Linked DNA regions of Mus musculus: all the other regions are linked to region 1. A link is a loop called in an ENCODE intact Hi-C map of the cell type or tissue named here. Cell type or tissue: left cerebral cortex. All regions are shown on one strand.

Region 1 (4,000 bases):
CTTACGCGGCTGGCAGAAGTGGAAAGCGGTACAGATGTTTTGGGAAACAGTCTGGCAGTTCTGCAAAATGCCAGACCGTGGAGTTTCATGGCAGCTCCCAGCAGCACTCCACCGTTAGAGAATAACAAGTAGAGGTCCATTCACACCATGTGCATGAAGAGTCCCTCGTGACACAGGGGAGAAACAAGCACACACCAATCCATGGGTGAGCAGACCAAATGTAGCACATCCCGGGGAACCTAGAAGGGAATAGCACTTAGTCATAAAAATGAATGCAGCACTTAGGTGTGATGTCATACACCTGGGAACTCAGTACTTGGGAGGCAAAGGCAGGAAGATGGTGAGCTCAAGGCTAGCCCAGAGGACTCAGCAAGAGATGGGGGTAGCTCGCAGTACACCATTCCCCTGACATGAGCAAGGCCCCAAATTCCATCCCCCAAGAGTGGATGCTGAAACTTTACGCAAATTAAATGAAGCTAATCAACAAAGGCATGGCACTCTCCAAGTCACTGTAATGAGACATCTAACAATCAAGTTCCATCCACAGTTTGCATCCTTACCGCAGGGAGGGTGTGACAGAGCGGAGCAGCTCACATCACGGCAGCCCCAGAACACGATTGGCTGACTTCTAGAAGGTCCATCCCATTTTCTGGCCTCCAAGCCTTCTAAATGTGGTGCCATCTATATTCAAGGGAAGTTCCCCCAACACCACCACACTTAGCAGTCTCTGAAAATGCCTTCACACACCCAGAATGCTTTATTCTTCTCTTAGGAACTCCTCAATCCAGTCAAGTTGACATCAAGATTAACCATCATGTCCAGTTAGTTACATGAGACTTTCAAAACTGGCGAAGCTGTAGAGATGGGAAGTGACTGCCAGGAGCTGGGAAGATGGGAGGTTAGGACTGACTGCTTCTAGGTACACAACTTCTTTTTGTAGTGATGGTCTTAGCTAGGGGTGATGGCTGTACAACTAAAACTCACCCTTTAAATGTATGGCTAAAAACAATGATCCTCATGTTGTGTGCACTATTATATCTCAACACAGAATCTAAACGGAGCTGAGTATTGTGACTCATGCCTGGAATGTCAGCACTCAGCAGCCTGAGTTACAGAGTGAATCTGACACCAGACTAGATGGCATAATAATGAGGGTGGAGCTGTGGGGAGGACAGAAGGACAAAGGAGGAGGAGGGAGGGAGGAAGGAAGGGAGGGAGGGAGGGAGGGAGGGAGGGAGGGAAATATGATGTAAGGGAAGACTTGCAGTAATGAGTACAAGGCTGGCTTCCCCAGGACATCAACTGGCTTGTTATGCTACAGAGTACTGGGCTGTGTGCAGAACCTTCTCTAGCTACACGAAAGAAAAGAGAAAGCTGACCAAGTGACAGTATTGGGGTATATTCCTCAGCAAGTCTGTGACATCACTCGTGGAACCTTGGGGTCATACCTCAGGCCCTCATCTCTGGCAAGAAGGGACCAAATCAAGCCAGTTGGGAAGCTGGCTAAGATTGCCCTCCAGTGGCCAATGCAGGTCCAGCTGAACCAGCTTGACTGAAGAGAGGGTGGTTAAACCCCCTCAGTGGAATAAGCTGGATCCACACAGGGCTTTTACATTGAATGGTCAGGGTGACAGCAAGGCCACGGTCAGACTCCTCCAAGGTCACTCCGGTAGCATATTCAAGGTCAAGTCTTCTGATCTGAAATCTTGCTATCTTCTCGCCACTAATACCTACAGTTTCCAAGGCATCTGAATAACAGGACGAGATGGAATGCGCCATCCTGTGGGAAGCCACATGTGCCGTTGCTGAGTGGCACTGACTACTGCTGGCCACCATGCATAAGATTGGACAAACAACCAATGTGTACATATGCAGTAAAGTTTTTTGCAAAAACACTGCCTGGCCCAGGCATGATAATGAGGTTCTGTAAGGTACTGAGAGTATAACCAATCGGATGTGAGACATGCAAATGAGGTATGATAATGAGGCTCAGTGAGGTACTGAGAGAGAGTAGCCAATCAGATGAGGAACATGCAAATGAGGCTTAGTGCATAACCAATCAGGGTATGAGACACGCCTCTCCTAGGCCTATAAAAGCAGCACCAGCTCTGGGCAAAAAGTCTTTTCGCCTCTGCAATCAAGCTCTCCCAATAAACGTGTGCAGAAGGATCCTGTTGCAGCGTCGTTCTTGCTGGTCAAGTCGAGCGCGCGCAAGACCATCCATGGTGGCACCAGGAGGGCAGGGGCCACAGATGAGCAGAGGAGCAAAAGGACAAATGAATACAGCCTGCCCCTGTCAAACCATGGCGAGAAGGGTGGAGATCAAAGCAGAGTGATGGACTACGAGGTCCATGAATACCAAGAGGGATTCAGGGAAGGGGGTTCCAGTTGTGAAAGGGCTTAAGGGCCAGGATTTGGGGGAAAGGTGGTGAGAAGCCAGCACGTGAGATGTGGGAAGCAGGATAGCAATGCCACTGAGGAAGACCCTGCACACAGCATGCAGTGAGGAAGACTATGAACTGGGCACTGAGTGGATCTGCAATGCACTGCAGTGCAGTGGAGGAGGGGCAAGGTGAAGAGATATGGAGGGACCAGGATAGCTCTTACCTGGCAAGGACATTTTCTCATAGTTAGAAGGCAACTTCTGGAACCAGGCAAGAGGAACTAGTCGAGACCTAAATAGGATAGCAGCAGCAGGGTTGGACAAGGGAGAAACTAGTTCCTGAGCTGCCTTCTCTGTAAGGCTATGGGTGATAGCAGATGAATAAAGACAAAGAGGAGATGTGGCCATGGTCCTTTTCCACCCGACCCAGTGTGTGTGTGTGTGTGTGTGTGTGTGTGTGTGTGTGTGTGTGTGATGGTCCTTTTCCACCCCACCCAGTGTGTGTGGTGTGTGTGGGGTGTGTGTGGTGTGTGTGTGTGTGTGTGTGTGTGTGTGTGTGTAGACTTCTCTCTCCTCTCTCTCCTCCTCCCACTTCTCTTTTGGCACAGAGTTCCTAAAACCCCAGGGATTTCCCTAGCAATTAAGAGCAGCAGAAGCATCTTTTATGCTAATAACAAGTCTTTGATGCAAGTTTCTAACACAGAGCTCCTAAATCCCTTGGAATTTCCTGGGTGGAAAACATCTTTGCTTTTAATAAAGTGTCTCTGGGTGGGCTTCTGGATCAGGAGTGGTTACAAAAAAGAAAGAAAGAAAGAAAGAAAGAAAGAAAGAAAGAAAGAAAGAAAGGAAGGAAGGAAGGAAGGAAGGAAGGAAAGAAAAGAAAAGAAAAGAAAAGAAAAGAAAAGAAAAGAAAAGAAAAGAAAAGAAAAGAAAAGAAAAGAAAAGAAAAGAAAAGGAAAGGAAAAAATAAACAAACAAATAAAAATCAAGAAGGCTACTAGGAGCCAGGAGCGTGCTTTAGAGGCCTATTCTCCAGGAAGGAAAGTTCTAGATTGTTACTCTCCATCCTGGTTATATTATGATGTGGTTGGAAAACCTCCAGGCTTCGGGCCATGTGGCATGCTAGAGGAGGTGGTACATCTACAGAGGGCTTGGAAGCTCCACCCCTCCCCACACAGTCAGCCTCCACCCGCTCCCAGCATCCCTTCCAGATGGCCACATAGGAGTTGTATTTTTCGATACTAAACTGGTATTTCAGTAAGTACACCTACTCTGATTCAAATAAGATGAGCTATTCAAATCAGAGAAATGGATGTCTTAGGAACCCTTCCTTGTGACTAAGTGGTACAGGGGACAGCAGCACACTTAATGTAATATAACTCACTGCTTGGGAGACTAAAGCAGAGGACCTAGAGTTTGAATCTAGCCTGTGCTATATAGCAAGACAAGACCTTCTCTCTCAAAAAAAAAATATATATATGTCTTAGATTTGATCAAGTTGAACAGGAGTGGGCACAGTGGATACGCAACATTAGCATTGAGCTCTAATAAGTGGGCAGTCTTGTAGGTCTGAACTTTGACCTCAGAGGGCCTGCAGAAACTGGTCAGTGTGAGGGA
Region 2 (4,000 bases), 330 kb before region 1:
GGGATGCAACAAGTGGACCATGATGGGAGGTGCTCCTGATGGGGTGTGCACAGCTTGCATCCCTGGCCTGGTTCCCTTCTCCAGTCCTCCACACTGCCTGCTTTAGAATGGACTACTCAGGGAGGCAGGAATGTGTTGTGGGTTACCATGGGTTACCATTGTATACTGATGTTAATTCTTCTTCTTCAAGAGGGGTTGCCCTAACAAGGAGTAGATCACGTACTCAGGTGATTTCATGTAAACCTTCCCATTCTAACTGGTCAAATAAAGGCTATAGCCTGTAATTGGGCAGTGGTAGGTAAAGGTGGGGCTGGATATTTTAGAAAGTGGGGGAAGAGTAGGGAACAAGAAAGTAAGAAGATGGAGGAAGAAGTGGCAGAAGAAAGAGAGCAGGACCACATAGCCTGGAGAAGCCACAAAGAGCAAGGGGTCTCATAGCTGGGGAATAGATTAGTGTAGTGGTAAATCTGTCCAATCTAGGTATACAACTTATAAATATTATAACTGAGTTGTGTGTTTTTGCACGGGTATATTTTAGGTTAGAGACTTACTACAACAAATTGGCGCCCAAAGTGGGGCACAAACCCATGACCTGGGATTAAGAGTCCCATGCTCTACTGATTGGAGGGCCTGTCCTCACCATGGTGCTTTCTCCATGACAGCCTACCAAGACCCTTAAGTTCTACCCTCATCTGTGTTCTCTGCTGCACTGACCTCGGGGGGAAGTGGGCCTTGAACTTGGTCTGGAACATTCTGGCCAGGATGACGAGCAGTAACACCAGCAGCACGCTGGTGGCTGTGAACGCCACGATCTTCCACGTGGTCAGGAGGGTCTCGTGGGTGCTGGGCCACGTTTGTTCTGCCATGAGAGATAACAGAGCCAGGCATGAGGTCATCTGGTACATGAGGTATTCATGGTATGCCTCCTGGGATTTGAGAGACACACCCTATTTCCAGTATAGCTGGTAAGTCATGTTAAGACCCATACACTAAAACCCATCTCTAGCATGGGTTCTTCTGGATTGGAGACATATTGGCAGGTGATACATGTGTAGACACTATTGTGGCTGTAGACATGCATGTGCATGTTACAGGCTGAGCCTGAGACCCTGACACAGGACAAAGCAACAATGTAACTGCTTCTTGGGAAGAGAGTGAAAGGTATCCTTCTGCCCTGTTCTGGGCCCCTTCTGACATGGTCCAAAGCTCTGTTCTTGGATGAAGGATAGAGTTTGCAAGGGCTTTAAAGACCAAGGGTACATGGTCATTCCTTGGCCATCACTCCACCCTCTGTGGTATCTGCCAGATAAGAGAAGTAAGAACAGACCCTTCCAGAACAGATTTTTATCCTTTTGCTCCCAGGAAATCCCATCCCATGATCCCACTTAGTGGTCATCCTCTTAGACTCAGTGCCTCTCCTCTTGCTGGCTCACATAACATCTCCATGCCTTCAGATACACAGCATGACACTGGATAAGAAAGTGTACAACCACCATTGCTGGCTGGGGCAGCAGCCATGGCAATGATCTGAAAAATGCTGGAGAGAGTGGGCAGAAATTGGAAGAACAGGGGGAAGGGTGTGTGCTGATGCCAGGTCTCCTTCATGGGGCCACTTCCCGAGTGTGCTGGGACAGGTAGCAAAGATGGCTTGCTATCTCATATCATTTACTCTGAGACAGTGGAGCCTGTATACAGTCTCCACTTGTGTGAGGTCAGTTCTTAAGCACAATAATATTATTTGGAGAGAAGGGTGGGTTCATGCATGATTCATGTTCCATGTACATATTTCTGGTTACACCTATGGGGCTGCATCCTTGCCAGTGGGTGGCAGTAAGGCTGTGAGAAATTGCAGAAGTTGAATTTCTCCATGGGTACCAGAGCTTTGGCTCACTTTAAAAGTATTCCTGATCTTCTGTAACAGGCCTGGAATCCCTTCTCAGAGGCCACCCACATCCATAATGGTCAATTTCTACAGCCTGGACCTGAGGCTCATGATAGGATGGGAGTGGATACCATTGAGGACATAGTATGACCACAGCTTGAAGGCTGCCCTCAGAGGACCAGCCTCCACTAAGGGTGGGGCCTCCGATCTCACCTGATTTGATGCAGTAGACTTGGTAGGAAGGAAACCACTCTCCATACTGGCAGGTGATGTACTTGTAGTCACTGGTGAGGCTGTAGCCAGGATCACAGTAGAACTCCACCACAGTTCCATGGTTGTAGCGCTCACAAGGCCTCGGGTGGCAGATGAAATCTCCGTGACTTACCATAGGAGGTAGTGGACAAACTTGGGCAGTTGGGGAGAATAAAAGTTTCAGTACCACAGGCTCCAGGCAGGAGTCACCCAGACACAATACAGGCATGGCCAACCGCAGCTACTTCAGGATGTACTTACACTCAGAACACCAGATGAAGGCACAGGCCAGAGACAGCCCATGTTTCCACAGGATGTCAGTGGGAGCCTGCTAGGATATTCTGAGCACGAATGTCATGTGTTGTAAAGTACATAGTAAAAGAAGCTCATCGTACAATGAGGAGCGTATGCCTGTTTAGTAGAGAGCATTAAGCTACTCTATTAATAATGCATGCTATTATATGCCAGACAGCCTCGTAAATAAAATTAAGGTATTTATGGACAAAAGCTTTACCCAATGGCACAGTGGTGCCAAGTCTGCTTCTGTTACCAAAGCCGTCTCCTGGAACTGTTTAAATTGGGGGTCTGTGGTCCCACCTCACCCTCATACCCTGCTGGGGTTTGGCCAGTGACAAGCATGTAGGGGTTCTCCCACTTCTGTTTGCAGACTTAGCCTTGGCCCCTCACACACTGGTGCTGCTGGAGCAATGGGAGGAAGAATTGAAAGTCTGAAGTCCTAGGCTGTCTTCTGTCAACACTCTGTGCAACCTTAAACAAGTCACTGAACCCTCAGGAAGCCCCAGGTTCCTCCTCCATCTCACTCTGCTCCTGATGGTGGTTAAAGGTTTTCCGAGCCACATTGTCTGATGTTAGGGGAAGAAAGTGGTTTCCAGTCTCCCACCCTGAGATCATGCCTGGGCTGCAAGTGTGGATCTGTCTACATTTCTGACAGTGGATAGTTTTAGTGGAGCTTCCTGCTTATCCATCTCATGCCACAAAGAGACCTTCTGTCTGCAGGACTCAGAACTGAACAGCTTGTCACTCAAATAGTCTCCAGGAAACAAGGGAGCTGCAGTTTACCAATACCTGGTGTGTACACCACACCTCAGAAACCATGATAAAGGTTAAAAACCAAGACAGACAAATCCAAAATCGAGTCAACTTTGTGACCCTTCCTGGGAGTAACAAAATACTCTGCCTAGTACAACCCACTCAACCCCTGCCCCCGGCACTATGTACCACACTTCAAATTGGCCAAAGTTTTCAGAGAACATATGGGGGTACACCTTTTGGTGTATATTCCTCAAGCTGGATGACAAGATGGGTCCCTGATGGAGGTGTCCCAAGATACACCCCAATCTCTAATCCTGCAAAGAATGGTACAATGTAGATCTTACCAGCTCTCTTGCAGATGAGGGGACAGGCTAAGAGGAGCCACAGGTGAATGGGAAGGAGCTGAGGCTTGCCAAACATAGGTACAGAACTGAACTTGGGCAGAATAATGCAGCAGCATCCTCATGAAAGCCAGGAGTGTCTGGGGGCTGTCCTTAGGGATGCTGCTAAGGCCTAGTAATAGTGTAATAGTGGTTCAGTGGGGCTGGGCAGGTCCTGAGCATCAGGGGAACTCCATGAGGAAGGAGAGAGATGGCAAAAGCAACTGGGAAGTTTCAAGGTTATAAGCAGCAGGCTACTGTCACCCCTGGCTGGTTGGAAGAAGGGGTTGTTGGGGTCCTAGTAGAAAGCAGAACAGTAGAGGTCTATGATGGAGAAGTAGGAGTCAAAGCTACTGACTCTAGGGTAAAGAGAGTGAGTGGGACATTGGAAGCAACTTCCTGCAGGGACTCTAGGCAGTGAGGTCTGTGGCAG
Region 3 (4,000 bases), 680 kb before region 1:
TATAAGTCACCTTGGTCATGGTGCTTTGCCAAAGCAATAGAGACACAACAAAGAAGAAGAAGAAGAAGCCAACTAACATTGGCTAACCTCATTTTTATGCATACAGGAAGAAGAGGGATCAGGAAGTGGAGTGAAGCTAGAGCCTCAAAACCTCCTCCCAGAGACATATTCTATATGTCATTGTGTTGCACTATGGTCACAGAAAAGTGAGTGGTGAAGGCTGTTCTCCATCCACCTACAGAAGAAACAGAGACGGGCAGAAACTTGAGGGCTTTGACTGCATGCTTATGTTCGGTATATTATTATAGCATTCACTTGTCCTAATGAAGAATAATATATTCCATCTCTTGGGAAGCATGACATTTTGTCTGTTGGTTTATAAGTCAGCAGACCCTTTGTTGTGCGAATGTGGCTCAGTGGTAGAGTGCTTGCCTAGCATGTTCAAGCCCTAGTATTTAATCTACAACACAAAAGAGAAGCCAACAGAACCCTTTTTCATAAATCTTAGCTCTAGAATCCTTGAGAGTGTGAAGAGAAAACAATGGAGTTGGGACAAACTGTTGCCTATGGCAATACCTAGAAATGACAACCTGGAGGAGAGACCATGAAACCATTTGTAAAGGGATACAGATCTGTTCTCATTTGGTTTCTATTGCACCATGGCCAAAAGCAACCCGAGGCGGAAAGTATTCACTTGGTGTACAACATGTAGTCTATCACCAAGGGAAGCCAAGGCAGGAACCCAAGACAGGAACCTGGAAGCAGGAACGGAAGCAGAGACCATGCAGACATGCTGCCTACATTCTGATGATGTAGATACATTCATCTACCTTTCTAAAATAGCCCAGGCCAATAGCCTAGGGATGGTACTGCCCACAGTGGGCTGAACAGTGAGCTTACATCAACGAGCAAGAAAATGCCTCACAGATATACCTATAGGCCAATCTGATACGAGCAATTCCTTAGCTGAACTTTCCTCTTCCCAGATGTATCAAAATGGCAACCAAGATTAGCCATCACAGCCCCCCAGTGTTTGTACTCTGAATGTCCATTGTGTGGCAAATACTATTTCTGTAGACTCGGAATGTATCTACTATATGTCAGGCAGGAAGCACAGCACTGTGAACTTTTCCTGTTGACTCATAAGATGATGGCTGTTACTTCACTACCCAGAGCAGAGATCCCCAAGGGTTCTTCTTATTCCTTTCCACTACCCTGGTGTGATGGTTTGTATATGCTAGGCCCAGGAAGTAGCACTATTAGAAGGTGAGGCCCTGTTGGAGTAGGTGTGGCCTTGTTGGAATAGGCATGTCACTGTAGGTGTGTCACTTTAAGGCCCTCATCCTAGCTGCCTGGAAGCCAGTATTCTGCCAGCAGCCTTCAGATGAAGATGTAGAACTCTCAGCTCTGCCTGCACCATGCCTGCCTGGATGCTGCCATGCTTCTGCCTTGATGATAATGGACTGAACCTCTGAATCTATAAGCCAGCCCCCATTAAATGTTGTTCTTATAAGACTTGCCTTGGTCATGGTGCCTGTTCACAACAGTAAAACCCTAAGACACCTGGTTAGTTTCACAATCAGATGTTTCTGAAATTGGAGTCCTTGCTTTGATTTCTTCTATCTAGGGTTAATCTCCAAGTGTGTTGAAACTACTGATTTTCAAGTATCAGTTTCAAAAGAAAGAAGTGAATCAAACAGAAAATGTGGGAAGGCAGGCGCTAAATGGATAATCATTTGAAATCTTGGTTTCTGTTTTATAGGTATTAACATTTGCTGGCTCTCCATAGGAAGTTTCTTTGTCTGGTTCAAGGTTAAAAGGTTTGTAGAAGGGCTCAGAGATAGTTCAGTTACAATGATTCTCAGTCTATGGGTTGATACTTCCATAGGCGTCACATATCAGATATCCTGCATATCAGATATTTATATTACAATTCATAACAGTAGCAAAATTACAGTCATGAAGTAACAATGAAATTTTATGGGTGGAGGTCGCTACAACATGAGGAGCTATATTAAAGGGCTGAAGCATTAGGAAGGCTGAGAACCACTGTCTCATTAGATAAGAGCCTGTACTGTTCTTCCAGAGAACCTGAGTTTCCAGTGTCAGATGGCTCACGAGCTCCTGTAACTCCCACTCCAGGGGATACAGCGCCCCCTTCTGGAATAACGGACTATGAGCGCGCTTGCACTCATACTCATCCACTCACAGACACATGCACATACCTGTAATTCATCTAAAAATTAATCTTTCAAAATAAAAAAGGTTTGCAGAGCACTGGTCTTTTTCATCACTCTGAAATATACAATGATTTCCAACCAATGGTCCCGTTAGGAGTGAATTGTGTGTGATAAATTCTCGTTAGATGAAAGAGTCTTGAGGTATTTGTTTAGGTATGTTGCCAAACACGTACACAGAGTGAATAGATTGACAGATGTCTGCACTAATCAATTCCTGAAGGGCACATGTCAAATGCCAGTTTTTGAAGCACGTAGCAAATTGTATGTTCAATCATGTATCTTTCTTTCATTAATTACAGCTATTCTTGTGTTATTTGTTATATTGTATAGTTATAAATCATTTTCTTTCTCTTCTCTCCAAAGACACTCTTGCTATATTTCTTAGGCCAAGATGCAATCATCTGAAAACACATTTTATAAGTCTTTGGAGCGAGGAATACAGTGGGGACAGATGATAGAATTGTGTTATGAATTATTTAAGGCACAAGACATCAATGGGGCCTGAAATGAGAATTCAATTGGTAGTTTAAAGCCAAACTCCAAGGAAAGGTGTACACACACACACACACACACACACACACACAAACACATGCATGCATGCTTCTGAGATGAGAGGGAAGGAGGAAAGAAGAGGGAGGGAGGGAGGGAGGGAGGGAGGGAGGGAGGGAGGGAGAGAGAGGAGAGAGAGAGAGAGAGAGAGAGAGAGAGAGAGAGAGAGAGAGAGAGAGAGAGAGAATGATTCTTGTGAGTGGTGTTCACAGATACAACACTGACTTGGTAGTGGGTTTAATATTTTTTCCTGACGCAGTCAAGCGACATAATCTTGCAAAGTGTGCAAACACAGCTTCCTTGCCTTTTAGCCTGTGTGTTTTGATTCTGAAGAAGAAAAGGGATGGTGGCAGTTTTGCAACTCCAGACAGATTTTCAAGAAAGTTCTCTGGGAATGTCAAGACGCTCATCCTGCGTGAGTGGATCCTGGAGCCTGCCCTCACCTGGAGACGGCCCCACAACCTAAGGTCTGAGCACTCAACTGTCCCTGGTTGGAATTCTACTTTCTTCTCCCTCCAGTTTATCTTTAAACTCTCAAACCTATAAAGACGTTGAAAAAGTAAGAGCCATGCATGCCTACAGATTCCCCAAACCTCTCAGTCTCACCAGGTACTCACATTTTCTCACACTTGCTTGCAGACATACATAACAACGATCTAAAGGAAGTCACAGACCTTGGTGACTTACTCCTATATTAAGCAACTTTCTCCTAAGAGTGAGATTGCTCTCCTCCATAACTGTAAGGTTTAACACAGATTCAATAAGATCTGCTGATACAGGGCCTAATCTCAACTTGCATGAATCTTGTAGAATCTGATGTTCTTGATGCTGTGCCAAGATGGAATTCTTCAGCATTTCTAATTCCCAGACTGATAATTCACTTAAATTGGCAATAAATCTCCCTTGCTCCATGCAACTTCCCTCTAGAACTATAAAGTAATATTCTATGTCTGCCCCTCCCAACTCATATTTAAGGGCCACAAATGGTATGATGCAGAGGGATTGTGGCTAGCCTGGAAGTCCTCTTTGATAAAGAAATATCCTTTTAGCTCTGAGTGGCTGGGCATTGAAGCTATGAGGTGTGGGATTTTCTCTGCAAACTAGCCTCTGCGTCAAATGCCTTCTGTGCTGGGTGGATTTGTACCCCTACAACTAAAGGCAACCCTGTCCTCTTACCCATAGCATTCAAGACCCTTCCTCAAGTGACCTCT
Region 4 (4,000 bases), 200 kb before region 1:
TATTCTAAAGTAGTTCAAATCCAGAAGCCCAAACCTGACCTGTGTGTGAAGGGCAAAGATCAAGGGTCGAAGGGCTACAAATACACTGCTTCCCCCCACCCCCACCCCCACACACTCCTTTGATCCTCTTTTTCCTCTGGGCCAAAATGGGAAAATGTGCCAGGCTTCTTATCCTTCCTTCAGAAAAGCCCAATTGGGCTGCCGGTGGGTGTGCGAACCTACACCGGTTCCACACAATTTTCTGTGAACTCCAGGGGTTTTGCAGAAGGCTGGGACACAGGGACTCTATTTCTCAGGCACCCCTAAAGTCTGCACGTATGCAGAAGGCGCAGTGCTGTCCGGTCGGTACAGTCTCCCCTCCCTGCTGGGCCATTCAAAGCTCCCCCCACCACAGCGGGGTCACTCACCACCCGTGAGCTGTGCAGGGCCAAAGCACAGCGCCAGTTGAAACCACAGGATCACGGCCAAGAGTCTCTGGGGGGACTGAGGCTGCTGTTGCTGCAGCTGCTGCTCTAGAAATCCATCTCCATTGCTCGGGTTCATTCCATGATACATCTTTCATCCACAGAGGGCATCCAGCTTGCGAGAGTCTGCAACCAGGAGCGGAACACGACAATACCCCGGGGTTGCCCGGGCTCTGGGGCCAAGCTCTCCCTCCTCCACCCTGGGGGCCCGGTGCCTGGGCTTTGCGGGCTCCATCCCATCCCATCCCTGTTCGCCCCTGCGCAGCCCCCGCCCCCTTTCCCACAGCGAGATCCTCCCTGCCACCCCCCATGCAGGGTCCAGAGAGTAGCAGCCACCATGGGATACTGCGCGTGCGGGAGGGATGGAGGAGGGGAGAGAGGACAGGGGTTAGTGCACACTGGCTCTGTGCTGGTCCCCGGGATTCAGCGGCTCTGATCATGACAGGAAAGTCTAAAGCCTTATAGCATCAAGCGGCTGAGAAAACACTTTTCCCCGGGCCTGTACATTTCACTCTGAGGAATCTCACAATGTGCCCCCTGCTGCCCCTGGATACTTCTCTGCTTTTCCAAGGATTGGGAGGCTCCTATTGCCCCAGTCCCTTATGAAATCTGAGCTGTTATTTTTATTTTAAAAATTCCTCCCTTAGGGGAGCTGAGCCAGGAGCCAACTCGCCCAGCCCGGCCTGCGCACGCCTCCCCGGGGCAGGCAAGCCCCTTCCGGGCTCCGGCTCTTACCTGTGGGTCTCATGCATGCAGCTTCCTTCCCTCCTCCGCCTCCTCCCCCCGCCAGTCTAACCCGCATCTGTGCGCGACCTCTGCTGCCGCCTCTGCGCGAGCAAGCAAGCGAGCGAGCGAGCAAGACAGAGGAGCGAGCGAGCGAGCGAGACGGAAGCCTCGGCGGCTGCCGGGCTACACCGCCCCCGCCCGTCCCGCCGCGCGCTCCCTCCCCGGGCTCCCCCGAGTGGCCGGGGGCGGGGGTGACGAGGGCCACGGCTGCCGGGCTGCGCGCGCCCGCTACCTGAGCTCGGGAGCGCGCGGCGGCGGCGCGGAGAGGGGGAGGAAGGGACGAGGCCCGGGCGCGCGCGGGAAGGGCAGGGGCGCGCGGGCCTGCACGCGCCTCGGCGGGTCCCAGCCAGCGCCGGTAGCAGGGGTAAGGGGATGGCGTGGGCGGAGGAGGACGCCGTGGCCAATGGGAAGCCGGCGCGCCTGCACCTGTCGGGCACGAGTCGCCAGGCGGCGGCACACACGCACACGCATTCACACACGCGCATACGCGTATGCACGCACACATACCCAGGCACACGCACGCGCACACACCGCAGGTCTGCGCCGCGATCCTTCACCAGTGGCCTCTGGAGCCCTTAGCCCCGTGTGTGCCACCAGAGGCTGTGACCTCGAAGGTGGAGGTGGACAGGATGATCCCACCCAGGACCATCACCGATGACAGGGTTAACTTGAATGGGGCGGTGTAAGCACAACCCTTGCTGCTAAAACCTCAAGTTCTTGGTGACCCCGAACATCTCCACGGGTGTGAGCTTCCCCTAGAGCCCAGTGGACAGCCCGAGGAGGCTGGGTCTCTGTCTCCCGTCCCTTGCACCGTCGGCATTTTCCCTCTTGGCTGCCTTGGAGATAGACGCAAGCATCTCTCGGAGCTTTCTCTTGAGAGGCTCTCCCTCAGGGAGACAAGTGACCGGGCAGTGAGATGATGGGTGCCAATGCGGGAAAGCTGGATATCACCGGAAGCTTATTTCCTTTGGGTAAGAACCCGAAAGGATCAGGGGTCCCCAGGAAAGAACGTTCCCCTGGTCAGCGGTCCCTTCCTGGTGTCTTAAGTTCAGCCTGCTGCTAGCTCTGTTCTCCCAACCTTTGCTGTTCCCCAGCAAGCTAGACCTCCCTCTGAGGTCTGGGCCGGCTCCTAGGGTACTTGTGTGAGCCTTGGTGATTAAGGGGTGTGCCTTAATGAGGTAGGGCCGGCAGGCAGTATTTTTGAACCACTGGATCCCCATTATTCTGTAGCAATTTGTGGATATGAAAAACCATGTTTCTGATACAGCCACCAAATCATCTCGTCCTTCTATCGACTTTCCCAAAATCTCACATACTGAAGGTAGTTTGGAAATTACAGCTTTTACCGTGTTGGCTTTTACTGCGAGTAATTTTAACAAATTCTTGCAGGAGAAATTAGCTTTTAGTAGATAAATCTAGTTCAATGTTGTTGATTTTTTTTTTCGATTTGTAAAATTGAGATGTCAGCTTTGCACGGAGTAAGTTGAACAGTTTTGGTTATCACAAATGCATTTCTGCTAAAGCCTGAACTCTGAAGCCCAAAGCATTACTTGGGCATTTTTCTGTGTTTCCAAGGTCCTAAGATTGTTCGCTGCAAATTGAATATTTATTCTAGCTTATTCTCAATAAAATATCTACCGTTTTAAAAATAGCTGTCAGATCCACAGGGCATAAAACTATTTGTTGACCATGCAACAAATGTATCTGAAGTCTGCCGCTTAGCTGCAACAATCGGCTTATAAGACTACCAGGGCCAACAGGACCATCCAAGTTCATCTGTCCCAAGCCTGGGATCTGCGCTTAAGTCTCCTTTCTGACACAGTGCTAGCCAGCTGGAGCTACAGCTCAGCAGTAGGCCACTTGCCTAGCTCTTGTGTGAGGCTCGGGGCTCCACCCTTAGTACCACAAGAATTAAATTATTTGTGAACAAGGTCACGTAGCCTCATCCAGTACCTGAGGAAGCCTGTTGTAGTTGCTGGTTGCACTCAGAAATGCCTTCCTCGGGTGGGACTGCTCTGCTTTGGGTTTGTTTGTTTTTTCTGTTATTGTGCTAAGACACTGACCAAAAACAACTTGGGGAGGGGAAGACTTTTACTTGGCTGACAAGTTACAGTCCACCAGTAAGAAAAGCCAAGACAGGAACTGAAGGCAGGAACTGAAGGGGTCGGGGTGGGGAATGGAGGAACGATGCTTGCTTACCAGCTTTGCTTCCTGTGTGTTGCTTGGCAGACTTTCATAGCCCAGGAATCACACACACACACACACACACACACACACACACACACACACGCACGCACGCACGCACGCACGCACACACGCACGCACGCACGCACGCACGCACACACGCACACACTCTCATACAGTGGCCTGGGCCCTCCTGCATTTAATCAGCGTTTAAGGAAAAGCTCCCGCAGACATGGCCACATGGAAACAGTTTTTCAGTTGAGATTTCCTCTTCTAAGTTATGCTCAATGTTAAGTTGACATAACTTAAGCTATAACAGAACCAAGAACCCTTCCCAAAACATGGCCTGTGGCTCTGCCTCTCTTTTCTGGGCTCACGCCGCTAAGTCAAATTCTCCTTCTTTAAGACAAACTGTCAAGGCGGGAGAGATGACTCAGTGGTTAAGCTCTCTTGCTGTTCTTCAGAAGACGTGAGTTCAATTCCCAGCCCCCCACATGGTGGCTCACAACCATCTGTAACTCCAGTCCCAGGGCATCTGATACCCTTGCCCTCTTCTGATCACCACA
Region 5 (4,000 bases), 700 kb before region 1:
GCTGCTTGCTATAACTGGACATTGGCAGAAGCAATCCTCCTTAAGGGAGGAAGGGTTTATTTAGATTCACAGGACCCACGGCAGCAGAAAGGCTTGGTGGTCCTTGGCGCCATAGCAGTGAGAGTGTGGGGCTGTTCGTTTACAAGCAAGTGAAGCAGGAAGTAGAAGTAACAGGAAGCTGGCTGATCCTCCAGCGACCCACTTCCTCTAGCTAGGCCTACAGTTGTAAAATTACCACAATCTCCTGAAACAGCCCTGCCAGCTGGAGAGCAAGTATTCAGGTACGGAAGCCTGTAGGGACTACCCAGAAGTTAACGGGATGGGAGAGTGCTCTCTCTCACCTGGTAATCAAGCCCTGTGGTCGCACTGAGCTCCCAGGCTCAGACTGGCTCACGTTTCCAACGCCTCCTGTCCTGCGACACTGTGTAGTATCTGAGAAGAGGTCACGTGACGTCCTCAGAGAGAGAGAGAGAGAGAGAGAGAGAGAGAGAGAGAGAGACAAGAGCAATGGAGGCATGCATGCAGTGCTCAGCCTGCTCTGTCCATAACTCCGGGAACCAGCCCGTGAAAATGACACCCACCTTAAGGGCAGGTCTCCCCACCTTAGGCAGGTTAGGTGCATGTCTCACAGACGTGCCCACTGGCCAACCTAATCTCTAATTCCTCATAGAGACTCCCTTCCGAGGTGATTCTAGAGTGCTTCAAGCTACCAATTAAAACTAACAACAACATTTTAAATAGATTTTTAAAACAATTGATTTTTTTTTAATGTATTTTTTGGCATATGGGTACTTTGCATGTACATCTGTGCACCAAAAGATGGCATCAGACAGTTGTAATCTGCCGTGTGGGTACTGGGAATTGAATTCAGGGCCTTTGGAAAAGCAGTTGAGCGCTCTTAACCACTGAGCCATCTCTCCAGCCCCTTTAAACAGATTTTTAAAATTTGTTGTCGTTGAATTTTCAAAGTCTGGAAAAAAGGCTATGAATGTTAATCAGTAAAACACTTGCCTAGAACAGATCTCATGTTCAATTCTTGATACCACAAACAAACAAACAACAACAAAAACCAAACCCCAAATCCTAAAAGATCAAACATGGAACTTCCAGTAGTCCTGAGTATGACTTCGCCTCTTCACTTAGCTGCCTATGTGATTTTGAGATGCCAAAGTTTTTAAATTCAGACTCCATTTTAGAGAACCTGACCTAAGTTTGAACTCAGGTAAACTAACAGGCTGGTCCCTAGCATTAGTTTCCAAGTTGCCCCCCACCCCCACCCCCAACAGAGCCTGAGCCTAGCTCCAGTCTCTAGGCTAATGCCCAACAAGACCAGCGCCTCCAGGTTTCACACTCAAGACCAGTATCACGAGGTTAATCCTCCAACAAACCTGCACCCCAGGTTACAGGCACACCCTTGCCTAATGACCACCAAAGCAGAGGAGAGCAGAAGTTAAGGTTATGATCTGACTCCAGCACCAGCCAATTATGTTAAAAGCCACAGCAGCTTCCAGTGAGATGCTTGCACATGTATTCCCTGCTTGCTGCTTACTATAAAGCCTTGCCCCATAGACATTTGAGGCTCCCCCACCACCAAAACCATCCTGCATGACTGTGGTGCGTTGATGGGTGGGGGAGCTAGCTCAAATAGAATAAAAGACCCTGCTGTGAGTTGCATCAGATAGGCTCCTATCTGTTTTTTTTTTTTTTTTTGGGGGAGGGGGATTACTAACATTTCCTTGGCACAATTTTAGGTATCTAGATGTAAGGTCTACAGCCTCTTTCTTTGGGAAACACGTGTGACGTTTATGTCCTCATGTGTCATTGTTAAACAAAACGAGATAACATGTGAAAACAGATACTATAAATATTTGCTGTTCACACTTACTAGCTTCTGTAGACAGTCACATTGTTCACAGTCACCCAGCATCCATGCCTTCTGGGACACAGGCCCTTGGATAGCTCCACCCACACTGACTCTCACTGGTGACGGGCTTTGGCCAATGAGATAGCAGCAAATGCGCGCTGCTCTGAAGCTCTGAACACATTTGAATGTGAGGGCTTGATCTCTTGGAAAGCTCCAGGCTGTTAAGAAGCCAGACTTAGGAGTCATGAGAAGCCATATGAAAAGAGATTTCTGAGAAAGAAACACCGACCATTTTTTTTCAGAACCTAGCTCCAACCAAGGTCCCAGCGGATGTAGCCACATGAGTGACCTCCTGCTCTTACATGGAACAAATGAGCCATGCCGCAGAACCGGGGAACCCACAGAATCACAAGACTCTCTGACGCAATGTGACTGAAACCACAGCTCAGAGAGAAGCAGGGAGTTGGAGTTAGTTTGGTATGAAATCAAGGACAGAGCGAGAGCAGAAGGTGTAGTTAGTTGAATATATCAGGGTAAGATAAGTCGCAAACAGATGATTCCAAAGCCTTACATTGTCTGTGTAGGCGCCTGCCCAGGCAGGAAGTCTCCATGTGCTGGCTCAGTGTTAAACACTTTCCTGATCTTGGGATCCCTTCAAGTGGTGATGCTGAAACAGAGGCTTGGTGGAGAACTAAGCCCTGGTGATGAATATCTCCACTGCGAATGAGTTCTGTCCCCTCTACTTATGCTTCTTTACTAACAATCTACATTGTTGTGATTAATTGTATATGAGGTGCGACACTCCTCTCCCTCCTACCCCCGCCCCAAGGAGCCCAGAAAGGAAAGCATTTTATTTTGGTGGCACAGATGGGCGGTAGGTCAGTGAATTAATACGACCCTGGTTTCTTTCAGCTTTACTGACTCTATGACCCACCATCCCCGTGGAAGTTACTTAACGTGTCAGTGTTCTCAGGTCTAAAACTGGTTTGTCAAAAGAAGCTATAGTCAGTGGATTGATTCTGGAAGGATACTGAGGTATCTCATGGACTCCAAGAGAAGTCTCCACCGTGTCTAGAGCAGTCTGATAAGAAACTACCAAAGCAGGTGCCCTCTGTGTCTCTTCTGCACGGAGACAGAAGAACGCTCAATTCATTTTCCAATTCCTCTAACCAGTGACCTCAGCTCCAACTCCAAACATACAGCAGATTCTGGATAGCTCTCCTCTGTCAATCCCTAAGTTTAGGTCCAAGGAGGTAGATATATCGTAGTAATGCAGAAGTAGGGCCTTTTGCTCCGTGAAGATGATTCTCAGGAAAGGGGACTCAAAATGATTCCAACAGATTCATGCTGTGGATAGTTTATATGAAAATCGAGGAAAGCCACTTAGCCACAATTAGGCACTAGAGTCATGGTGTCGATTATAATTTTTAATATTGGCGATGTGCCAAGTTGATGGGCCTGGCTGTGATGCTGTTTCAGTGAGACCAGCACTTACGTACAGTGCAAGGGTGTCAGGGGTGGCACCCCATAATTCCATCAAAGGCCTGATAGAATAAAAATGTCCAGGATGGAGAATTTTCTTCTGCTGCTGTCTTCTATTTGATCTTCGACACCTTGGTTCTTCTTGTGCTCCTGGCCTGGGGTTTGGGGACATCCACTGCCCACCCCAGCCCACTCTCAGCCCTTGAACTGAGACCTAGGTCACTGCTTGTCCCATCTCACACCATTCTCGGGCTTTTGGACTCAGATTGATCTGTTCTACCACTGACTTTCCTGAAATCCCAGGATGCAGGTGGCAGACTGTGTGATTTCTTGGCTTCTGTAATCAAATGAGCCCTTTCTCCATAATAATATCTATTTAATTTCCCATAATAACATCTACCTACCTACCCACCCACCTCCCTACCCACCCACCCACTCACCCACCCTCTCACCCACTCACCCACCTTCTCACCTACCCCCCCACCCCCCACACACACCTACCTACCCACCCACCCACCTTCCCACCTACCTATCATTCCATCCCATTGGTTTCATTTCACTGGAGAAACTGATTAATAGGCAGCTGAGTGAGAATCTTCCTTTCATGGGTTTGAATAGTTTGTCCTCACTAGGCAGTCTTAGCTCTTTATCTGA
Region 6 (4,000 bases), 680 kb before region 1:
GTACCAACACAGAGGCTAACAACTCCCTGTAATGCCAGTGCCATAGGACCCGACAGCACCTTTGGCCTTCAAAGGTAAAGCAAGTCCATGATACTCAGATGCCTCTGCAGGCAGACCAGCCATAAGACTGGTTTTGTCAGGCAGTCTTCTGCCTTGTTCTGGTTTGTAAAGGTGAGGGATTCACACGTGGATACACAAAGGGCACACACTCAGCCCTGCAGTGTAATGCTTTGATGTTAGTCACTGCCTGCTCCAAATAGCCCCTGAAGCACCATGCAGACCCTTTGCCACCTCTCTTCAAAGTGTGTGTGGCTACACAGAAGGAGGCAAACCAGGGTCATTAGAGTCTATCTCAGCATCTCAGAACATGTAAGGGCATTTCCCACTTCAAGTTGTTGGGCAAATCCCAACAGAGAACTCACACCAAACAAGTTAATCAGATGTTATTATTTGCTCTGCATCTCTTACTTCTGAGTACTGAACCCTGGGCCATGGCCACCCAGCAGAAAGAAGTTATTCCAGGCATGGGGTGGGGAGGGGGGCTTTAGTGAATCTTTTAGGCAGCATACCTTTGGAGCCCTAAAAAAGGAACGATAGATTCATGATATGAGTTTGCACAGGAAGACTGACCCAAGGGTACCAGTAGGTGGATTTTGGTGGTAGATGTTGCTAAAAATAGCAGTCAGGCTTCCAAGTTGACTCTGTAATCTTAGGCAAGTCTCTAAACTCTCTAAGTTTTAACTGCGTTGGGAGCAAAATTAGGAAAAGGGAAACATGAACGACTATTGTCTGAATGTTCCTGTCTCTCCTTACATTTTGATAGTAAACAATCCTAACCCCAGGGGCTGGAGAGGTGGCTCAGAGGTTAAGAGCACTGACTGTTCTTCCAGAGGTCCTGAGTTCAACTCCCAGCAACCACATGGTGGCTCACTACCATCTGTAATGGGATCTGATGTCCTCTTCTGGTGTGTGTCTGGAGACATTGGCAGTTTACTCAAATACATAAAATAAATAAATCTTTAAAAAGAAAATCCTAACCCCAGAGGTGAAGGCATAGGAGGTGATTGCCCATAGGGCCCTTCTAATGGGATTCGCCTCTAGAAATGTGGGAAAGAAACATGTGTTGTCATAAGCTACAGATACTCTGGTGTTCTGTTATAGTACCTGAAAGGATCAAGACACAAAGCTATGCAGAAAACATGGAATGGCATGCATGAGAACACGAACCCTAGGGCTCAGTGCTTAGCAGCTGCACCCAGATATCTATCGCTCCCTCCCTACTGCATTCTTTATCCCTTTCTCTCTTTAAATGGCTTTGGAGATCAAAGGACCTTTCATATGGCATGCATGCATACATGTGCACATATGTATATATATATATGTGTTTGTATGCATATATACACAATATGCATGTATACATCTATAAACTCATTAATACAGTTTTTGCCCTTAGTCACCAATGATCCTTAAAAGTCCACATACTTCAGCGTCCCCCTAGCTCACTCACATCAAAAGTTCCCTGGAAGACTATTAGAGATAGAACAGCAGGACTCCAACTTTCTTCTCTATACTCTTTTTGTTGTTGTTGTTGTTTTCATTTTTTTTTTTTTGTTTGTTTTTTCGAGACAGGGTTTCTCTGTGTAGCCTTGGCTGTCCTGGAACTCACTTTGTAGACCAGGCTGGCCTCGAACTCAGAAATCCACCTGCCTCTGCCTCCCAAATGCTGGGATTAAAGGCGAGCGCCACCACGCCCAGCCTCTTCTCTATACTCTTATTGATTTTATTTTTCACAATATCTATGTCAGTTTCCAAGTGACAAACGGCATAGGAAGGTGCTTTGTAAACCATTGTGTTCCATAACATGTTAATTATCATTGTTGCTAGAGCAGCAAAATTGGTCACTTTGCAGATTTCCTTGTTTGTGTGAAAATCCTAAGAAAGTCATTCAAAACTCATGCTGTTTTGGGACTGGTCACTAGGTGTTGCTATTTGACAGCACATCTTTAACATTCTTCAAGCATCACGACACATGCATATGTTTTTTCCCCTCAACAAAACTGAGATTTTTCTAATTGATTTTGAGAATTAACCATTGTGCTCCACATTGATTCATACTCAAGTACAGGAAATTAATTGCTCTTCCTTTAGTTTCCTCTTTTCCTCCTTGGATGTCAACAACCATTTTTCACTGCCATGCTTGTAGAATGGAACACACCTCAGCCTGTACTTCATCCATTCAAAACTATTTATTGAATACTGTATACATACCTGGCATTAAACTAGGTGTGAACAGAGGTGCTATACAGAAATAAATACAGGACTGAACAAACAGATAAGGTTTTGACAGTGATGCACCTAACTCTGAGAGCTCTCTTGGACAAGATGCTCCTCTGTGGTGAAATTAACTAAACACAGTGGGATGGTGTCTTAGTTAGGGTTTCCTTTGCTGTAAAGAGATTCCAGTGTCAAGGCACCTCTTAGAAAGGAAAGCATTTAATTGGAGCTGGCTTACAGATTCAGAGGTTCAGTCCATTATCATCATGGTGGGAAGCATGGCAGCATCCAGGCAGACGTGGTGCTGGAGGAACTGAGAGTTCTACATTTTGATCCAAAGGCAGCCAGGAGGAGACTCTCATTCCACACTGGGTGGAGCCTGAACAAGGAAGACCTCAAAGCCTGTCTATACAGTGTAACATGCTTCTTCCAACAAGGCCACAACTCCTAATAGTGCCGCTTCCCATGGGCCAAGCATATTCATATTCTCACAGATGGGTAGTTTTAATTGTCAACTTGACATAATCTTCAACCACCTGGGAAGAGAGAATCAAAGTAGGATTGTCTTGATCAGGTTGGACTGTGGCCTTGTCTATGGGGATTGTCTTAATTGTTAATTGATGTGGGATGACTCAGCCCCCTGTAGATGGCCCTGTTCCTTAGGTAGGGGATCCCAGGGTTTGTAAGTATAGAAAAAGGGATGACCACAAGAGATATACATGTATTTGGATTTTTTTTTTTTATGCTTTTGATTGTGGATGTACGCTGCTGCTTCAAGTTCCTGCCTTGACTTCTACTAGATGAACTCTACTGAAGTGGAAATTTCTGGTTTCCTTAGAGACTGAGTTGTGTGTGTGTGTGTGTGTTTTGAAACTGTCTTATGAGAGGGTGTTTTGCTGAAGCAGACATGTAGAGAGGATGCTGAGGCAGATGCTTGAGAGGGTGTGTGATGCTTACAAAGAATATGAATACAACCCCACAGACAGTGAGAGGAGGTTCAGGCATTGGTTTACCTTGCAATCCTTTGCTGGCTTTTGCTGATCTTTGCCTGCTGTGACTTTGGAGAGAGAGAGATAGACTTGCCAGAGAATTTCTCATGGTTTTCAGTCTACTTCTTGCTGCTTCTGCTGGCTCATGCTGATTCGGAGTCTCTTGCTTTCTTCTGGATGGAGCCTCTGCTACTGTTTCATGGTTGGTGGTTGCCAATTGGACTGGACTACCCGCTACTGATTTGTGTTCGGAATTGCGCCAAAGAACTACTTCTAAACAGGTCCACATGACCCTTGACCTAGTCATCTTTCTTCCCTACCTTTGGTAGGTGGGCTAGAAGGGAGATTGAATCGTTTAAGAACTTTTATTAAAGTAAGCTTTGAAAAGTCTAAGTCTACACTCTACCTTGGACTTAATTTTTTTTCTCATCTAAGTTGCTTTAGGTCAGAGTAGTTCATTGCAGGAACGGAAATGAAACCAGAACACAAACTTACTTATCTTCCTGTACCCTGGGGATTCATCCCCAGTTAGCCAGATAGCCCGACAAGTGTGGGTGGTAAGGAATAGTGAAAGTCATTCCTGGTTCAAGCAGAAAATTTTTCACAAAGGGACTAGTGGATTGTTTCTGGGAATGGGACAGGAAGAGGGGGAGAAATGGGACTGCAGATGTAGCCAGTGCTTTCTGGAGCACTCAGGGGCTAAAGACTCACACTGCCAAGTCTGACAACTCAAATCT
Region 7 (4,000 bases), 340 kb before region 1:
ATACAAATACCTTAGAGGGCCAAGGGACCAAGGCTGGTGAAAGGTGTGTGAGAATGCATGTGAGGGACCAATCTGTATGGCGGCCTCGCCCCTTTGACCTGCAGCTGCCCTGTCTCAAGAGTCCTCTGCACCTGAATGTTTGACTTACATCAGCGGCCATGCACAGCCTAGCAATGAATGCAGGGAGACACCATTCTAAATTTCTGCATGTAGAAACAAAAGCTCAGTGAAGCTAGTAATGGATCTAAGCTCACAGCCAGGTGGCCATGGAGGAGGCGAGCTATGAAGCCCACACTCTCCCATGATGCTCTGGAGAGCTACAGTCCAAGTGGGAGGGGATTTGAATACCTGTTGTGTAGAGGGAGGATGGAATCTGAGAAGCCCCTGGACCTAATGGGCTGGGGACCAGGAGGCTTTGCGCTTGATAATCTTGGACCCGCTGGTGGCCAGGGACCATTTCGGTAGCAACAGAAGGCAGCCTTGTCTGTGTGCCAGCTGCTAGACCGAGTGTAATTAGGTGGGAAAGGGCCTGAAGCATCCGCACAGGCAAATCACAACCTTGCAATTAAGAAAAGCTACACGGTAATGAAGTGTGAAGATGCCTGTGCTGTGCTCACACTGGGGAACCAGTCAGCCAGCACTGGGCTGCTCTGCAGCAGCTTGGATGCAGCCCCGAGGTGGGCACTGCCCAAGCCCGAGGAGACTGGTACTCGAGAGAGAGCCAAGACGGGTACTCTTCCTTCCTCCATAGCCCTGTCTGTTTCCACACTGAGGTCTGTGGAAGGTGACCTGCTCCCTCGCACTACAGGGACTTTGGGATATTTAAAGGAATTCTGTTGGGACGACACCATTCTTGGAACATCACCAAATTTCTTTCTGTCAGAAGTACCTAGGGTGGGACAATGAACCCTAAGTAACATCTAGGAAGATGCTTGCTATGGGCACAGAGTTGAGTGCTATCAGGCAGGGTGCGGGTGAGTGGTTTGGAGATTGTGATGCTGTGTTTACACAGCAATGGTCTCTCCTCCCCCCACTGCCACCCAGCCTCCAGATGAGAACGATACCCGTGAGCTCCCTGATGCCTGCTGTGCTGTCATTCTTCCTGGGGCCCGGTTGCAACCCTGGTCATTGGTGACCAGGTCAGATGGCCATCCTGCTGCCAGAGGATTTCCCAAAGAGAGGCAGGGATGGCCTGAGACAGCTCTGTGTGCCTCCTGGGAGATGGGACTCTTACCCAGAGGTCTCTGGGACACAACCCAAATAAGGAGGCATGGAAGGGAACAGGTGTGAGAACAAAGTGCAGAGGTGTGGCTGCCTGGATGTTGTCCATGTCAAGGCAGTGACATGTCAGTCACCATATGTCAACTCCTTTAATAAATGGAGCTGAGGACATGGAGTTTCACCAGGGATGGCGTGCAGCTGCCACTCAAGCAATCTGCAACTGCCCACAGCAGTAAGCTCAGGCTTAGCAGCACTCTGCCACTAACGGTGGCAGTGCATACGTCAGGGCAAAGCCCACCCTTTTGATACGGTGTCTCCTTCAGCTGAGTGTTCTAAATCCCACATTTTATTTCTACCACCCACAACCAACGTCACCCACCTCCTGCCCTCCCCACCCCACCCCACCATTAAAGTCACACTTCAAACTGTCGTTTTCTTTTTTAATTTTTAATCAGTCTGTGTTGAGAGAAAACAGGATTCGATCAAGCCTCCGTCCCTCGGTGCTCTAGCAGCACAGTGATTCTATTGGATGAGAGTTTTGTTCATATTTGTCTACAACCCAGAGGAGGGATGGAAACGACACCATGGACCAACATGTATTTGAAGAGACACTTCTGGACTCGAGGCTCTTAAAAAAAATCAAACAATTGCTTAGGCACAACACCCAGTGGGTGCCATGAGACCCTCATGGAAATACGGGATGGCAGGCAGGCAGGGCCAAAGGCCCCCCGAAAGCAAGAGGGCAGGGTGGCTTGGGGCTGGGAGGCCAGCCTTTGGACTGAGCAGGACAAAAAAGAGAGCTGAGGGGCTGGGAGTGGTCTCAAAAGATCCGGCTCCCGCTTCCTTCTCCCTCCAAATGCAGACCGTGTTTACAGAAACTTTCCACTTTGGAAAATAAAAGAATGGTTAGGTTTTAGGGTCGGGGTAGAGTGACAGCAATGACCCACATAGGAAGGCATGAGCAGATAAATTTGAGTGGAGTCTGCCAAATGCCAAAACCAAACATGACCAGGTTACGGGGTCCACCACAAGATGCATCTGAACGTGTTCTCACCATGTGTAAAGCCACGGGTCTATTCCACACCGCAGGTCCACTGCCAGACCACGCCTACAAACATGTCACCAGGGGGCAGCACAGAGCATAGGGGCTTGGCATGAAGAAATTTTCAGAAAGCGGAGTTGGCTTGTTTATCCTTTCCTTTCTCGTTCAAGCCGCCACATCCTGCTTTGATTGGCTGTCCAGGTGTAAGAGATGGTCTGAGTGTCACATGAGAGTCTTTCCTTGGGAGCCCGTCCCTTACTAAGAAGGGCAAAGAGAGGATCTGCTCTTGGGTTTGCAGGTCAACGTGGGCTTTTTTTTTTTTTTACAGAGGCTGACCCGTCCAGATCTAAAGTCCCTAGACAGTTCAAAGCAGATTTTAGAAGCAAATTTATACAATGTGACATGCTTTCAGAGGAGCAGGGAGTGCTGTTAGCAGGAGCAACAGGATGTGTGTGGCACAGTCTCACGCTCTGTAGCAAGAGACACCCAGCTCTGACACAGGGGTGAGGCAGAGAGAGTCCCCTCTGCACTTGGTTCCCTGCTGGTCATGATAAACCCTTGAGTCTCATTTGAAAGCACCGCCTTTGCTGTTGGCCAGACCCACAGTCCTGCTGGAGATGTACGGTATGAATCACTGTCCTTATGTAGATAGATTAAAAATGACCCCTGGTCCCCAAGCTCTGTCCTCCTGTGGTCTCTCTTCAAGGCTCTTTTCCCCAAAGGGGACAGTGGGACTAGCAGGATGTCACCAGGCTATGGGTCCTCTTCCATGAGCGGGATCTCTGGAAAGAAAGCAAGAGATGGTTATTTGCTTAGTTCGACTGAAAGCTACATGGAGTTACAAGCCTCATTAAAACAGCTCCATCCTAGAAATCAGCGGAGAAAGGAAAACGTTAAGTTCCATGTGTCCATTAAAGGTCAAATAAAACAGCGTCCCTTCTCCCCGCCCTGTACACCATCTATCCGCTAGAGAACAATTTGTGACTTTTATATCCAGCTCATAAAAAGGATAATGTTAAACTTTCACCACAAGCCCTCATAGTGGCTTAGGCCAAAATGTCACCATTTCAAGTGCAGAGAGGCAGGGAGGAGCACAGGAAGGGTGCTCTGAGGGGCCAGCAGGCCTGTTTCTACCCTGCTCCTGCTGCACAATGTAGCCACGCTTTACAGAGCTGTGCCAGGCTTCCCTCCCTGGGAAGTGGACCCCTGAATATTCTCATGGGCTATGGTCTTCCTCATGGCAGATGAACCTTTCACTGCACATGGCTAAAGTGACTTCTGAGCACACAGCACTTTTCTGGGGTCAGGTGGGGGTGTGTCACCCCACAGGTGAGGTTGGCAGCAGTCCACTGCACTGGCCTTCCTCAGGGCCCAAAGTGGGAAGATAGGGCCCCAAGTGGGAAGTTAGGGCCCCATGTGCACAGTGGCATTGCCCAGAGAGGGAAAGTAGGCCCTGTATGCATGGTGGCACTGACCCAGAGAGGGAAAGTAGGCCCTGTATGCATGGTGGCATTGACCCAGAGAGGGAAAGTAGGCCCTGTATGCATGGTGGCATTGACCCAGAGAGGGAAAGTAGGCCCTGTATGCATGGTGGCATTGACCCAGAGAGGGAAAGTAGGCCCTGTATGCATGGTGGCATTGACCCAGAGAGGGAAGGTAGGCCCTGTATGCATGGTGGCATTGACCCAGAGAGGGAAGGTAGGCCCTGTATGCATGGTGGCATTGACCCAGAGAGGG

Evidence for each region. Peaks named below come from ENCODE experiments on the same cell type or tissue, not always from the same donor. Only the 100,000 strongest peaks of a DNase experiment are listed, where the experiment ranks them.
Region 2: a loop joins it to region 1, with 2.9 times the contacts of the local background. A loop is called at or near these places in 10 of 42 quality-filtered maps.
Region 3: it touches region 1 in a loop (4-fold over the local background); 21 of 42 quality-filtered maps call a loop at or near these places.
Region 4: a loop joins it to region 1, with 2.8 times the contacts of the local background. A loop is called at or near these places in 2 of 42 quality-filtered maps.
Region 5: a loop joins it to region 1, with 4 times the contacts of the local background. A loop is called at or near these places in 9 of 42 quality-filtered maps.
Region 6: a loop joins it to region 1, with 4 times the contacts of the local background. A loop is called at or near these places in 21 of 42 quality-filtered maps.
Region 7: a loop joins it to region 1, with 3 times the contacts of the local background. A loop is called at or near these places in 10 of 42 quality-filtered maps.

What each region holds. Positions count from the first base shown.
Region 1 is chr1:182,558,026-182,562,025 of GRCm38, reverse strand. It overlaps Gm46248 (a long non-coding RNA gene), which reads right to left and starts at 1,100. Exons shown (of 4, transcript XR_001779884.1): 1 at 561-1,100; 2 at 6-239. In left cerebral cortex, a CTCF peak has its summit at 1,530 (motif pointing left); DNase peaks (open chromatin) are centred at 1,092, 1,481 and 3,561.
Region 2 is chr1:182,885,627-182,889,626 of GRCm38, reverse strand. It overlaps Susd4 (sushi domain containing 4), which reads right to left. Exons shown (of 9, transcript NM_001356461.1): 6 at 2,096-2,287; 7 at 715-859. Among named protein-coding and RNA genes, the nearest start is that of Tlr5, 67 kb to the left of the region's middle. In left cerebral cortex, a CTCF peak has its summit at 1,828 (motif pointing right); a DNase peak (open chromatin) is centred at 1,831.
Region 3 is chr1:183,241,636-183,245,635 of GRCm38, reverse strand. No RefSeq gene overlaps it. Among named protein-coding and RNA genes, the nearest start is that of Disp1, 22 kb to the right of the region's middle. In left cerebral cortex, a CTCF peak has its summit at 2,173 (motif pointing left); no DNase peak of the experiment used is centred here.
Region 4 is chr1:182,761,596-182,765,595 of GRCm38, reverse strand. It overlaps Susd4 (sushi domain containing 4), which reads right to left and starts at 1,380. Exons shown (of 9, transcript NM_001356461.1): 1 at 1,200-1,380; 2 at 408-590. The coding sequence starts at 555. In left cerebral cortex, a CTCF peak has its summit at 1,711; DNase peaks (open chromatin) are centred at 552, 916, 1,637 and 2,014; H3K4me3 peaks cover 2,572 bases; H3K27ac peaks cover 2,187 bases.
Region 5 is chr1:183,262,527-183,266,526 of GRCm38, reverse strand. The region is part of intron 5 of Fam177b; the gene reads left to right. Among named protein-coding and RNA genes, the nearest start is that of Fam177b, 11 kb to the left of the region's middle. In left cerebral cortex, no CTCF peak of the experiment used is centred here; a DNase peak (open chromatin) is centred at 2,011.
Region 6 is chr1:183,236,120-183,240,119 of GRCm38, reverse strand. No RefSeq gene overlaps it. Among named protein-coding and RNA genes, the nearest start is that of Disp1, 17 kb to the right of the region's middle. In left cerebral cortex, a CTCF peak has its summit at 1,979; DNase peaks (open chromatin) are centred at 1,971 and 2,239.
Region 7 is chr1:182,894,244-182,898,243 of GRCm38, reverse strand. It overlaps Susd4 (sushi domain containing 4), which reads right to left. Exons shown (of 9, transcript NM_001356461.1): 9 at 1,653-3,045. The coding sequence ends at 3,017. Among named protein-coding and RNA genes, the nearest start is that of Tlr5, 59 kb to the left of the region's middle. In left cerebral cortex, CTCF peaks have their summits at 259 and 2,343 (motif pointing right); DNase peaks (open chromatin) are centred at 295 and 2,341.